Linked DNA regions of Mus musculus: region 2 is linked to region 1. Evidence: chromatin contacts called from ENCODE Hi-C data. All regions are on one chromosome and are shown on one strand. Each heading gives the region's core, a stretch centred on a gene start or an enhancer-like site at or near the end of the contact. The rest is flanking DNA. Distances are from core to core; before and after follow the strand shown.

Region 1 (7,681 bases), core at 1,469-3,968:
CAGGGTTGCTCTCCTCTAGCAAGCAGGAAGGGAGAGGCAGAAAGAGCTTGAGAGACAGCAAAGCCAGGAAGAAAAGCATTTCCCATATGACCTAAACCATTTCCTGTGAGCTGTAAACCAGTATAACCAAAGGGTCTTTAAACTTAAGTTTGCTTCCTTAAAACTGAGTCTGAGGCTGGACATGGTGCCATACATCTGTAATCCTAGTGCTAAGGACACTACAGCAGAAGGTCACTTAATTTAAAGATAAGATGGGCACAAAATATGTTCCAGGCTAACCCAGGCTATGGAGCAATCTGTTGTATCAACAGAAAAATAAAAGAAAGAAGGAAAAAAGTTTGAAAAGTTGTTGCCTCTGGTCCAAATCAAGCCAAAACAGCCTGCTTTCCCACAGCCCTTTGAACAAAGAACATTTTTATACTTTCTGTTTGCTTTGGTTTGGTTTGGTTTTCGAGACTGGGTCTCACGATGTAGTCCTGCAAGCCAGGAACTCAATGTAGACCAGGCCGGCTAAAAACTCAAAGGCAACTGATTGTAACAGCCTCCAGAAAGCTGAGTGTAAGGGCATGAACCACCCACTCCCAGCCTTTTAACCCTTTTAAAGAAAGTAGAGATGATTTGTGACTGAAAAACCTAAGTAATATTTATTGACACTTCACAGGGAAAAATTAATTCAAAGTCCTATATGAGCTTATATCCTCTAGTAGTTAAAATAAACTCATTTAGCAGAGTTTAATAAACTGAAAAAAAGAAAAACAAGACCACAGGAACCTCATATTCTCTGGACAACTGGATGTGGCATAGTACAGCCTGAGCCTAATTACTATTATCTTCAGGCCCTTGACTCTTACGGTAAGCTAGCTCGCTTAGTTTAAAAGAGCTGGCAGTTGGTAAAAAGGGAAACTGGTTGTTTAATTTTAGGACAACCTACAGATTATTCATATTACTTTATCTAGTTAGTCTCTTCCAAATGGCTCAGCAAGCAGACTAAATCATTTTCTCATCACATCTTTTTGTGTCCATTTTGGATAGTCACCACAGGAAACAACTTACATGTATTTAATTTTTTCTTGGGATCCCTGAGGCAGGGTTACAGAAACATTGGGAAGGAAGCTTTGCTCACGAATGGGCTCTCCATACTCGGAACACTGTTTGGTATGTATTCATTACATGTTTATTATCAAATCTCAATATTAGCAAATTAATATGTGAATGAGCAAACCATTATTACTGAGGTACAGAGAAGACCAAAGATGTGGCTGGAACCTGAACTCATGTGGTCTGACACATTCTAAGTGGAAGAATATGTGTTTCCATCTGAGTTTAACTGTGGTTCAACTATTTAAAGCAGTGGTTGGGTCTCAACCTTCCCTGATGCTACAACCCCTTCAATATAGTTCCAAACGTTGTGGTGACCCTAAACCATACCATTCTTTTCTTTGCTACTTCATAACTGTAATTTTGCTACTAAGCTGGGTCTCCGTTCCTAAGACCTAAATGTGTGTCCCAGTGGTCGCGACCCACAGATTGAGATCCAACATGTGCGTCATCACTGGCCTGCTACTGCAACTAGAAGTTGAGTTTCCGATGTATGTCTACACCCAGGATGATCCGTATGCTTTAGGAAAACACAAGCAGAACTCAGAACGTGTTCATGTTAACAGAATCGCCACTCTCCTAAGAAATACAATGCCATTCTTTCAAATACTAAGAGTTTGTAAAAAAAAAAAAAAAAAAAAAAAAAAAAGAATAATTTAACGTAAGTGCAAAGTTTGTTGCCAGTTAACTTTAAAAAAAAAAAAAAAAGTTGCAGTTAACACTGTATTTGTAGTAAAGACTGAAGGCTTAACATTCGCTACTGCCAAAGAGAAAAAAGGGGAAAGAAGTATATTTCTTGGTAGTATTCGATAAACAGCCTCAGGTAAGAAAGTACCACTTAGGAGTGCATTTCAGACTGAATAAAATCCAAGAGAGGGCATGTTGGAGGATCAGTGGTACAGGGCCATAATCTAACTAAGTTAAAATTGCGATGCTCAACAAACTGCCATCGCCAAACTACCGGTCACCAGGTCCCTAGCCTCCCATTCCCCACGCCGAGCCTGCTACTAGAGAAAGGACCAAAAGGTCAGCCTCACAGGGGCTGTTGTGCCCCGCACGCAACCACGGGACCACGCTCCCAGAGGACCGAACTCCAGGACCCCAGCAGCACTAGCTCGGCTCAGCTCCGAGCGTCACCTTCGGGGAGTGACCAACGAGCTGCGCTTTGAGCCACGCCCCGAAGGCAGTTCTCCCGCGAAAATTCGAAAAGTGCCGTTTGAGTCATCTTCGTTGCAGGTGGCTGGGAAGCCACTCAGAAAACTCAGGAGTGGGACACGGAGGGACAGACGACACTAGGTCGCCAGGCCGGTCCTTACCAGCGGGAGCAGCGCAGCAGCTTCTCCAGGCGGGCAAGCGCCGCGCGGCTGTGGGCCCAAAGCCCGTCGGTAGCCGGCTCCATGGCGGGCACGGGAGCAGGCTGGTTCCCAGAGCAGACCCTCGGCGGCCGGCGTGGCATTCCCACAGAGGAGGGGAGGTCAGGTTTGCTCTAGCGCCGCACCCCGCTGGTCACCGCCGGATCCTGCTGCGTGCGGAGTCTCTGAATTGGTCGGACGCCTCCGGCTCGGAGGCTGAAACGCGGTAAAACTCAGAGATGGAAGGACCCGGCTTTAGGCCACGCCCTCAAGGCCTGAGGGCGGGGCTTTAGTAATGCGGTCCAAGTTCCGGAAATGGAGAGGCGAGGCTTGAGAGGCCACGCCCTCAGGAGGTGTAGGGCGGACCGCGGAAACCAAAGTGCCAAGGCGCGGGGTTGAGGAGGCGTGGGGAGAAGTCACCTAGGCCTGTGGCCCTAGGAGGCGGGGTATAGCGCGCTCAAACTTCCTGAGCGGGAAACTGAGCGGCGGGGCCTCAGGCCACGCCTTCAAAGAGGCGGGGCTCCCCATGGGTTTCATTCCCACCCCCTCTCAGTTTACTGAAACTGTGCTTACCTAGAAGTTGGATTCTAACCCTCCCATAGCCTCAGGAGCTTGCCGCTGAAGCCATCTACAAAGAGTGGCATTCAAGCTACTGTTGAACTTGGACAAGCTTTTCCCATGACAATAAAAGTACTACCCTTTATATAAGAAAGTTCTCTTTTTCTCCTTGCTGTAGGATATAAGAATCCGCTAAATACTAAGTTTCAATTTCACTTTTTAACTAGCTGTAAATATCCGACCAAGGGCATCTCTTAGAAGTTCTGGTGTGCTTTTAAAATATGATAAACTGCATAAAACGTTTTTGTTTGCTAGAGGGTCTACCCTCCCCGGGGATTTTTTTTTTTTTTTTTTTTTTGAAACGGCGTCTGTTTGCCAACCTAGCTTAAACTGTGAAGCTAAGGGTGACCTTGAACTTCTCAGTTTGCGATCCTCCACCTCTGCGCGATAGGGGATTACAGATATGCACCACCACGCCCAGCTTACATGGTGCTGAACTGAGTTTAGAGCCTCCTTTATGCTAGAAGTATTCTACCAGCCAAATCCATAGACCCTCCTGCGGATCTGAATATTAACACTGGGCAAGCACAGCCCGCCCTCTCCACAGCTTCCAACCTATGAACACATTCTTGCATATCCCCTTTTATTTCTCTGTCTCTGCTTAACCGCCCCAGCTGCCTCTGTTTACCTTAAAGTTGTTCCTTCTTACTGGAATCCACACATCTGCCTAGATTGCCTCCCATCCTTAGGCCTCACTAAAGATATACAAGACATTACCAAACACAAAATTAGTCTTGGCACTACCCTGATTAAACTCTAAAGGTGGAAAGGCCTGGAAGGTCCTTTAATCCCAGCACTAGAGGCATGGAAATGGGGGGAGGGGGGGGGAAGAGCAGGTGGATCTCTGAGTTCAAAGCCAGCCTAGTCAACAGAGTTCTGAGACAGTCAAGACAAACCCTATCTCAAATAAATAAACAAACAAACAAACAAATAAAACTCTAAAGCTATTTCTTTGATGAGATATGAGGCCTATGCCAACCTGGGAAAGCATGCCATTATTCTCCCGTGGAGCTTTTCTTCATCAAAAGCCTAGGTCCAGCTGCCTCTGGGCTTTTACACAAAGATTCACTTTGGAACCTGGAATTTTCCTCTTAGGCAGTACTCCTTCAGATCTCAGCTCAAACATCAATGCTTGAAAGGTTTTCCTGATCCTGAATGTAGAGTCTCTCAGGTACTTTTAACCTCACAGTTCATAGCATGCACATTTATATGAGCATTTATAGAACCAGGGTGGACATGTAATATAAAGCTCTAAATAGAGCTGAGAGTTTGAGTTCTTGGACTCTTATATATCGCAAGTGCTTCACTTAATTATCTGACTCAAGCCTCCTATGAATACTACAACTTGAGGCTAAATTCAGTGTGGGACTGAACCAATGTGTCTGCCCCTGAAAGAACCTAGTGGGGAAACCCCCACTCAATTTTTGTTCAGCGCGCACCCAAGAATCAAGAAAAGACGACCATCTTGATGTAAAAGCATGAGGTAGTTTAATGACGGAGCTCCGGGCCAACACATATCTCCCGCAGGAGACAGAGGTGTCGACCACATGGTGGAGTCATAATGGCAGAGCTCCGGTTCAAAACGTATCTCACTCAGGAGACAGTGGTTTCGACCCCGACACTTGGAAGCTAGGGGTTTTTATAGAAAAGGGATGGGGCTGGGGGAGGAATTGGCTCGGTTTCACATGATTGGTCCATTTAAACACCAACAGACTGTCAGAAGGGTGGGAGATAGGGAGGCACTAGGACAGTCAGGACATATGACGACGGGCCTACCCGGGCATGTCCTGGCCTATTCTGCTATGTTCTCAGCCCCAGGTTTCAAAGCTCACAAACAACTCTTTGGGCTATTTGACATAAATTACATGAATCACATGTCTCAAGTTTTATTTCCTTTCACCCCAAGTTCATGAATGGAAGCTCTAGCCCCTAATGAGACAGCATTTGGAGGCAGGGACTTATGAAAGCACTTAGGTTTATATGAGATTTTGAGGATGGAACTGATGAACCAGCCTGCCTCCATCTTAGGCTTGAAAGCCATCATCTTACAGTAAAAACAAACCAAGTTCATTCCTGATTATGATTAATATTCCATTTCTCAAGGATTGGGCTATGCCCAACCTGCAACCTTACTTACAAATGGTTCTGTACTGGCTGTTCCAGGAATCAGGAATCATGTTTTTGTTTCAAAAAGTTATAACCACCTTGGAACCCTACCTCTGTTTCACAAGGTTGTTATAACTGACTACCTGTTGTTATGTCTCCTTTATGATCACCTTGCAATCATGTCTTTGTTTCAGGAGGTCATTATGACTGATGTGGTAGGCTTATTTTCTGCCCCTGTAAACTCCACCTACTTTTCTTCCCAAATCTCCCATTTGAAAAGCCCCTACCCCTGAGCTATAAAACCCTTGTCTTCCTCCCCTGTAAGCTGACCTCTCAAGCCCTACCTTAGGGGGAGGGAGCCCATGGAGGGAGTACAAATGCTTGCTTAATTCCTTGCTTGCTTTAACTAGTTTGCCCATGGTGATTTGGGCTCGTAGTCTCTCTCCTCTTATCTCTAGGAACCACAGAAACCACCATAATCATCAGCCGAGGAAGAATTATCTCATGTTCTGTCTTGTAAGAGTGCAAAAAGTGAGCAGCCCCACGGTGAGAACCAACCGTGGCATGCCGATGCTGATCCTGGGTGGCTGCGGTACATTCTTGATGGGTTTTTTTGTCACCAAAACTATAATTTTGTAATAGCAGTCCAGCCGAACAAGATCCTTCCTGAAAAGAAGCATTTAACGTGTGGTGCATCTTGACCCGGGTGTTTTAATTAATCTTTATTTCCAGTAATCTTTTTTTTGGTCTCAACTTAAGTAGTTCTGCTACATCACAAAGGCCCAGCAAGTTTCGATGACTTCACCAGAATCTAGTAGTAAAAGTAGATGAACAAAACAAAAATCTAATCCAACCCCCAACCCCACCTCTATCCCCAAGTGCATGCTGGGTAGGTACTCTACCACCGAGCCACACCCTAACTTCTCCCTTTTGGTCTCATAAAGCATTCTAATGAGACCTTAACACAAGCACACTAACCACATAGTTTTCTAAAACTCAGAGGCACACATGGAGTTAGTTCTTGGTTACAAACTCTGTCAAGTTACTTACTCGTTGCTGAGCCTCCGGATAATCAACGTCTAAGTCACTGGCACTCCAGGATTCATGAAATATAAAGATAATTTCATGAATCAGTCCCATTACAATCTCGTACAAACATGTGACCTAAATCAAATTTTAATTTTTGAGATCGTGTTTGCTGTGTAGCCCAGGCTGATTAGAACCCTTGACCCTCCTCCCTCAGCCTCTTGGGTGCTATGACCATGGAATTCGATCAGATCTTCAGCTCTCTAAACATTAACTTTATCTGGAAAATGGAGATAATAAGTCATATAGATTTTTTTATATTTTCACAAGAGCCTAAGTATGAATTGCCTGTATTGATAAGCATCCAAGAAATAGTAGCATTGAGTCCAGTCACATAATTTCTATAGAACAGGGAACACATTTATCAAATGCTTTTTTAATTATGGCACTACTTAACTGTGATCAGAGTAAATGAACATTTCACATTTTATAAACTACTTTGGGGACCAGATGATTGCAATTGGCCCATTTCTTCTATACTGTAGAAGCCATTGTGACCCAGGTGCAATGGGTTCTCTCTTGGTTTCCTGTTTTCATGGCCCTGATACCTCTCCCAGGGCTCATATTACTTTCGGGGGACCGTTTAAGGGCAGTGATAGTAGACTTAAAAGAATCATCAAGATTGTCCTGTCTTCAACAGCCTGTCCCCTCCCTTCTAGCTCACCCTGCTTCACTCAAGGCACTAGCGCATTACGATTACTGGAAAGCAGCTCCTCACCTCACCCATAAATGAGCTAATTCTTCCAGGTGTGTGTGTGTGTGTGTGTGTGTGTGTGTGTGTGTGTGTGTGTGTAAAACATAGACATCCTTTTTAGGATGAGTTGACCAATAATTGCAAAAATACTAATTTTGGGATAATGGTAGAGCCCTTTACAAAATCTATTCCACCCACAACAATAATGGGGGTAGCAAATGAATACTGAAATTATCCTCTCCGACGGGGAAAATCTGTACAGAAATCCAGTCCATCAACAAGGTTTTACTAACGTGTTAGTTCGCAGCGTTCTTCTGTTTAAAGGGGCTAAGTGGTTTTCTATTTGCTTTCTGAGTTTCTTCCTAAGAACCAACTATTTATACAGAAATTTAGACTTGTTGCTCCATTTCTCTCTGCATGTATTCCCCAACTAAGTAGTACTCCAAAGTTGCTGAGACTCTCAAAACGATTCCTGCTCCCCGAAATGAACACTCTGTTCCTAGGAGGATTCTGAGGCATACAAACTGCTTGCTTTAACCTATTTACCTCTCCTGTGCCCTGCCACTCCGTACTTTCCCCCACAGGCCTTCAGTTCTTCCCTGCAGTACTTCTCTGCACAGAGACATCTCAGCCTGGATCTCTCTCCTGATCTTCCGGTTCAATGTCCCGTAAAGGTTTGTTGAAAGTTGTCACAGCACTCTTACTTTTCTTTGCCTGTGTTGTGAAG
Region 2 (7,681 bases), core at 2,044-4,543, 1.1 Mb after region 1:
CTGTAATTCCAGCTCATGAGGCAGAAACAGGGCGATCTCCTGAGCAAAGGGGCTAGCTAGCGAGCTCAGAATTCAAGTGAGAGGCCTTGCTTCAACATATAGGGAAGAAAGCAGTCAAGAAGACACGTGATAGCAACCCCAGGCCTCTAGATGCACATATGCCTGCACACACACACACACACACACACGTACCCATTCACATGTGACCATGCATATAAACATGCAAACATATCAATATCACACACATAAATATGCAATAATAAAATACTAAAACAATGAATTCAAACCAGATCTTCTGATAACTTGGGTAGAAAAGAACAAGTGAGTACCCACAGACACATGTATACCACTATCTCAAGCCCATTAGTAAGCTGGCCTTCCGAAATAATTATCATCAAGATGGCGCCAGGATAACACTAAACCACATGACACAAGCCCACTCACACTCACATGCTCAGAAGCATAACATGAAAATTAGTACTAATTACAATTTATGGAGTATTTGCCGTGTTGTCAGACACTCTATTAAGCACTTGGCATGTATGACCTCCCTTCCTTTCTCCCCGAGAGCCTCTGCAGGATGCATAGGCATCATCACCCTTCACAAAGACACGAGGAAGCTGTGGAAGACACAAATAACCTTAATAACTCACGGCCAGCCACCCACTCACCTGACTCCTCCCAGGTAGCCCGGCTCATCAACGCTTCGCTATGCTGCTCCAACTGATGATACCTTCCTATTGTTGTTGTTGTTGTTGTTGTTTGGGGTTTTTTGTTATTGTTTTTTGAGACAGGGTTTCTCTGTGTAGCCTTGGCAATCCTGGAACATTTTCTGTAGACCAGGCTGGCCTCCAACTAATAGAGATCTGCCTGCTGGGATTAAAAGCGTACGCCACCACAACTGCCCTGGCACCTTCCTAACTTTTTTTTTTTGGACTTATTTATTTTATGTATGAGTACACTGTCGCTATCTTCAGACACACCAGAAGAGGGCATCAGATTCCATTACAGATGGTTGTGAGCCACCATGTGGTTGCTGGGAATTGAACTCAGGACCTCTGGACGAGCAACCAGTGCTCTTAATCACTGAGCCACTCCAGCCCCACCTTCGTAAATTTTAAACATTTCTTTTCAGATAGGGTGTTGTGTTTAGATTTCTTTGGCCAAGGCAGCTTTGAACACCTGACTCTCCTGCCTCCCAGCCTAGGAGCTATGATCATGACCCTGTTCCACCATGCCTAGCTAACTTCATCTTCTTTTAAAAAAAGAAAGAAAGTCACAAAATTCAGACTGTCATCCACTGAGCATAAAGCAAGACAGGAGAAGGTCTCAATTTCAAAATAAAAAGCACCTGAAGTCCAGCAATTCTAAAAGAATAAAAAAAAAAAAAAGCACTAGAAAAAAAACAAAAACAAAAAACAAAAAAAATGGCTGAAAGTAAATTGAAGGCTGTATTTCATAAGAACCTAGAGTCTAAAGTCCTGAGATAAAAATCTACACGGTTAGCTTTTGCTGTTTAAATTAAAGATAGGTAATTTAGATTTCTCCAAGCCCAAAGTAATCTCAAAATCTAAGTGAGAGGGCTATTAGCAAAAACAACCAAACATAGTATGGTAGCCGGGAGGGGTGGTGAACGCCTTTAATCAGATCACCCAGGAGGCAAACGGATCTCTGAGTTAGAGGTCAGCCAGGTCTACATAGTAAGACAGAGTGTGTGTGTGTGTGTGTGTGTGTATTTGTGTGTGTGTGTGTGTGTGTGTGTGTGTGTGTGTGTGTGTGTGGTGCCTTGGGTATCTAGATATATTTCATGAAACACCTCACCAGATAACAAGATGATAATTCCAAGTCCTGACTCGCAAAAGGGAGATGAAAAGGGGCCACAAGGCCACTTTAGGAAAGGGTAGAAGGCAAAAGGTCACCATTGGCCAGGAGCTTGGAGGGACTAAGAGTAGATTGTTCCTACAGGGGCAAGTACATCCTGCTTAATGCGCTGGAAAATAAGAGCAGACAGGCAGGATGGGTTATGTAACTCTGCAAAGTCAGGGGAAGTGTCTGGACTTGACAGAGTAGGGCAAGGTAAAGCCATGCTTTGCTGCTTCTGCCAGAGTTGTGCAAGCAGGATTGGATTCGTTGCGTGTCCCTTAAGGAAGGGGTCCTGGCTTCTGCGCTTGTTCACCAAGCCTAGAATTCCACCCTACATCCTGTGCCCTAATTTCAATTCTGTTCCCTGGGGCACGACTTGGTGGGACCTCATTCGATAAGGTTAACCTGGCATGGTGGAACTTAATTTCAGCAAACTCACGATAGGGAGGAAGAAAAAAACAAAAAACAAAAAACCAACATTTTAAGGAAAAATAAAAATCACAGTCCTATCTCTTCTCTCTCTAGGAGCCGGCAACCACGCTTGGGTATGTCTTATTTCTGAGTGCCTTTTTCTTCTACCCCTCGTGCTTATACGTATATTAAAGTATCGCTTTAGGGGAAAAAAAAAAAAAGTCAAGCAAAGCTGTGCACAGGGTTCCTTCACAAAGCCTCTTAGCACATTAGCTAATGAGCATTAAATGTCCCCACATTTCAGTTTAAACCCCCGAACAGTCAATTGGCTGTCACTGGTACAGCACGCATAGTTTTATCACGAGAAAGATTTCCTCAGTCACTGAAATCGACTTCTTTCGGTCATGACATTGGAAGAGATAGCCAAACTTTTTTTTTTCATCTCAGTGCCAAGGAAACCCACGCTCGTCCGTCTCATCCGATGAGACCCCCTCTGGAAACTTCTCTTCCCGGCCCTTTCCCCTGCAGCAGTCAGTGGCGTTTCCCAGGGGCATCCGCTGCCTCCGAGGAGCCACACAAAATCTGAACCAAGGATCCGGAGCTTAAATCGTCTTGTGCGAGACCGGGGCCGAGGGGGGCCGGGTGGCACCGCGGTGTGACCTCACAGCACCCCTTCCCCGGTTCAGACGACACCCGGGTCCCCACCCCGCGAGGCGGCCCGATACGCACCTGACCAGCGGCTCCTTCTCGGGCCGCGCGGGCTCCTCCAGGCACCGGCACGGGCAGCAGCAGCAGGCGCTCCGTAGCCAGCGGCGCAGCCCCATGGGGAGCGAGGCCCGGCGCCGGGATCCCGGAGCCGGGCGCGCGATGGCGGCGGGGACGCGGGGACGGGGACAGGGACGGCCGCGGCGTCACGGGCCGGGCCGTGCGCATCACGCCGCGGCCGGCCGTGGGGACGCGAGCTGCGCGTTTGCCGCGGGAGCTTTTCCCTCTCTCTTTTAATTCCCCGGGTGCCGCCCGAGCGCATGCGTCCTGCGACGCCCACGGCTGCCCTCTAGGGAGCGAGCGCGCTCCAGGCGCCCCGCAGAACCCCGGAGGTGACCGCTGAGCAGCAGGGGTCTGCTGCGCGTGGCCGAACCCAACTGTCCTTTTAATTGGCTTCTCTGCAAAGGAAATGGTCTCCCACAATACACGCTTTGTAAAAGTTTTTTTATTTTTTCAAACTTCCAGCCCTTGAACACTCTTAGGGGAAAAAAAAAAAGCAACCGCTTGTGAGTTCTACAACTGTTATATTACAAGAGATTTATTTTTGTAAATTACAATGTGAGTGCTGGGAACAGAATCCTGTCTTGTGTAGCGCCATCTACCTCACCAGCCCCCAGAAATCCCACTTTTGTTTTTTTATGTCCAAGCAGCAGATTACCGCACCAAATGTTTGTGGTTTTGTTTTGTTTGGGGTTTTGTTTGTTTGTTTGTTTTTATCTTTTGAAATTAAAACATTGCATTGCCCCACCCACCCTCACCATTCCCTTTCTCCCTCCAACCCTTCCCATGCACACATTTTTGTGCCTGGCTCTTTTCACTGATGTCATGCAGACTGTATGTGTATCTTTCTGTCTTCCTAACGCAGACCTAATCTTACCGATGCCAGTGTTATTTAACCAGACCGTGAACATAATGGTGAACATGTTAACCAATCCCAGCCTTTTGTACTGAGGGCTGCAGTGCACATCCTTGAACTGCTGCACTTGGGAGCTTCTACACCAACTGAATAAAGATGTGGCAGTCGACTTGCTGTGTCATAAGATGCCCCTTTAATTTTTTTTTTAAAAAAGATTTATTTTATACATATGTGAGAACACTGTAGCTGTGTTCAGACACACCAGAAAAGGGCATTGGATCCCATAACAGATGGTTGTGAGCCACCATGTGGTTGCTGGGAATTGAAATGAGGACCTCTGGAAAAGCAGTCATTGCTCTTAACCACTGAGCCATCTTTCCAGTCCACCCCTTTAATTTTAATGAATCCTGCCAAATTGCTTTCCAGTGTGCAATTCAAATTTAGACTCTGGCATACAAACCCTATACTCAATATAAAATACAAGGTGTGATCGCCCAGGGAGTGTCACTATCAGAAAGTGTGGCCCTGTTGGAGTAGGTGTGTCACTGTGGATGTGGGCTTTAAGACCCTCATCCTAGCTGTCTGGAAGCCAGTATTCTGCTAGCAGCCTTCAGATGAAGATGTAGAACTCTCAGCTCCTCCTGCACCATGCCTGCCTGGATAATAAACTGACCCTCTGAACCTGTAAGCCAGCCCCAATTAAATGTTGTCCTTAGAAGAGTTGCCTTGGTCATGGTGTCTGTTCACATCAGTAAAACCCTAAAGCAGAAGGTGTTTTGCTTCTTTGTCTTGCCTTTGCCAGTCTGATTTACTTGAGAAGTATTTAAGCTATGTGTGAGGCATGTTTTAGGATGGGGATACAGCAGTAAACAAGACCAGCAAAAAGTGAACATTCTGGTGAGGGGTGGTTAGACAAGGAAATAAGCACTTTCCAAGTATGTTAACTTTAAGTTAGTTAGACTAGACTAGTTAGTTAGACTTTAAGTTAGTTAGACTAGAGAACAAATAAGGCAAGAAAAGGGATGAGTGCCATGGTGAGGTGTGCGTGCCTAGAGGTCAAACCCAGGGTCCTGCTCACACCAAACTCAAGCCCTGAGTTACAGGCCCAGGCCCCAGTGTTTTATTTTGAAAAGGTCTCATATAGGCCAGGATGACTTCAAACCCCCTATATAGCTGAACATGACCTTGAACTTCTGACTCTCCTGCCTGCATCTCCCAAGGGCTAAGATTACAGGTATGTGCTGCCACGCCCAGCTTATGCAGTGCTAGGGGCTTTGTTCCTGTTAGTCCCTTGACTTCCCAGCTCACCCACCCACTGTGTCTCTTTAATGAGTGGATCAAGTTAGCATTCAGCCTTAACAAAGATTAGCGTGTTCGGTTTCTGCCTACTTTTAAATTAAGATGTTCTGATTTTTATTTTAAAAAGTAACAGTTGAAGATCCCTTTTAAAACTCACTTATTACGTCTATTTATTTGGCAGGGCTGGGGCAGCTATGAGTGCCCTGACACACAGGTGGGGTTCAGATTTGGCCATAGTTGGTTCTCTTCATCCACAATGTGGGTCCCAGGGATCCAACTGAGGCTTGTCTGGCTTGCCTTTCGCTGAGCCACTGAGCCTGACCTGTTTGTTGGCTCTTTAAGGCTCATCACCTCAGTGTCTGTCACAGTGTTGTCTTCCTGGGAGTTGGCTCCTGCTGCTTCTCCTCCACCTTCGGCTTTGTGGCTGAGCACATTTCCCCTTTCAGACATCCCTCGCAGGGAAGCTCTGAGCTTCCCCTTTGAGAGTTAGGCCCCACTGCTCCTCTGCCTGCCTTAACCAGTATCGCCTACCGCACATGGTAGCATCTGACATTTACCGAGAGTCCCTGGGCACCTGATGTCGGTGGAGTTGGCAGTCCCCTTGGGGCAACTGGTGACTTACAGTGCCATCAGCTGCTTGTTTTCAGAGCAGAACTAGGAAAGGGGCCAGCCTCTATTTTTAGACTTCTCTGTATCAAGGAAAACCCTGAGTCTGTCTGGGTCTATTTTGAAAACAATTAGTGTAGTTTGGAGTCTTTCCTCACACACCCCAGCCTTTAGGAATTTACTGACAATTACTGAGAGCCGGAGAGGGGGGAAGGGCATGTGCAGAAGGGAAAATGAGAAAAATCCAAATATTTAAATCCCAAGGCTACATCATTAGTGGGTTCCACCAAAACTCTTTAGTGTTTGCCTGGGAAGCTCTGCTGAACTTCCATAGCTCCACTTAGGAGCTGTACCTTTCCCTGAGAGATGTGGTAAGGCACAGTGGAGAACCACCATGGCTCAGAGAAATCACAGCAAGAAGTCCCATGAGGGTCAAGGAAACGGCTCAGTGGATAAAGGTGCTTGTGCCAATTCTGACAACCTGAGTTTATCTCCAGAACACACATGGTAGGAGGGAGTGACTTCCACATGCACATCATGACGTAATGTGAGTGTGTGAGTGTGTGTGTGTGTGCGTGTATGTGTGTGTGTGTGTGTACAGAGAGAGAGAGAGCATGCTAGAGAAATGGCTTAGCAATTAGAAGCACACACTGGTTTTTACAGATGACCCATGTTCAGCTCCCAGTATACACATCAGGCCACTCACAACTGCCTCTTCCAGCTCCAAGGGAATTCGAGACCACTGGCCTCTATGTAAATGTACTCACTTGGACACTCAAATACATACATAAATTTTAAAAGGCCAGGCCTAGCCGTGTGTGTGTGTGTGTGTTTGTGTGTGTGTGTGTTTGTGTGTGTGTGTTTGTGTGTGTGTGTGTGTGTGTGTGTGTGTGTGTGTTTGAGACAGGGTTTGTCTGTGTAGTCCTGGCAGTCCTAGAACTCACTCTGTAGACCAGGATGGCCTCTGCCTCCCAGTTTAGTGGTAGAGGCCTTTAATCCCAGCTCTCTGAAGACTGATAGGCAGATTTTGGTGAGTTTGGAGCCAGCCTCATCTATCTAGAGAGTTCTGGGCAGCCTAGAGCTATATTGTGAAACCCTGTCTCAATAATAAAGTATTAAAATAATAATAATAGGGGCTGGAGAGAGGTCTCAGCAGTTAGAGAACTTGCTCCTCCTCTTGCAAAGGATTATGTTCAGTTTCCAGCACCCATATGGTAGCTCACACCCGCCTATAACTAATTCCAGAGAATCCAAACCTTCTAGTGCCTATAGGCACCTGCACATATATGGTGAGCATGCAGAAAAAAAATCTCACACACATAAAAATATTTTTTTTTTAATTTAATAGGGGGCTGAAGAGATGGCTCAGTGGTTAAGAGCGGCGACTGCTTTTCCAGAGGTTCTGAGTTCAGTTCCTAGCAACCACATGGTGGCTCACAACCATCTGTTATGGGATTGGATGTCCTCTTCTGGTGTGTTTGAAGAGAGTGTACTTGCATACATTAAATAAATAAATAAATAAATCTTTGAATAAATAATAGTGAACTTTTTAAGAAGTTCCATGACTAAATATCACCAAGAGAAAAGCAGGGTGAGGGGCTCATTGACTCACTTGTTTTTATTGTTTGTTTGTTGTTGTTTTCTTTTGTTTTTGAGACCATGCTTTTCTCTATCACTGCCCACCTTTGCTCTGAGGAAGAGAAACATCTAGACAACCTTATTATCTTGTTTTGTTTTTGTTTTTTTGTTTTTTTCGAGACAGGGTTTCTCTGTATAGCCCTGGCTGTCCTGGAACTCACTCTGTAGACCAGGCTTGGCCTCGAACTCAGAAATCCGCCTGTCTCTGCCTCCCAAGTGCTGGGATTAAAGGCGTGCACCACC

Evidence for each region. Hi-C counts contacts between places; a loop is a spot of excess contacts on that map.
Region 2: a loop to region 1 is called in a map of T-helper 17 cell, with 3 times the contacts of the local background. The contact joins the promoter of Mreg here to the promoter of Bard1 in region 1. A Hi-C loop is called at or near these places in 2 of 37 maps with a recorded cell type or tissue (T-helper 17 cell and v-Abl transformed pro-B cells).

What each region holds. Positions count from the first base shown.
Region 1 is chr1:71,100,254-71,107,934 of GRCm38, forward strand. It overlaps Bard1 (BRCA1 associated RING domain 1), which reads right to left and starts at 2,719. Exons shown (of 11, transcript NM_007525.3): 1 at 2,415-2,719. The coding sequence starts at 2,554.
Region 2 is chr1:72,209,014-72,216,694 of GRCm38, forward strand. It overlaps Mreg (melanoregulin), which reads right to left and starts at 3,294. Exons shown (of 5, transcript NM_001005423.2): 1 at 3,004-3,294. The coding sequence starts at 3,098.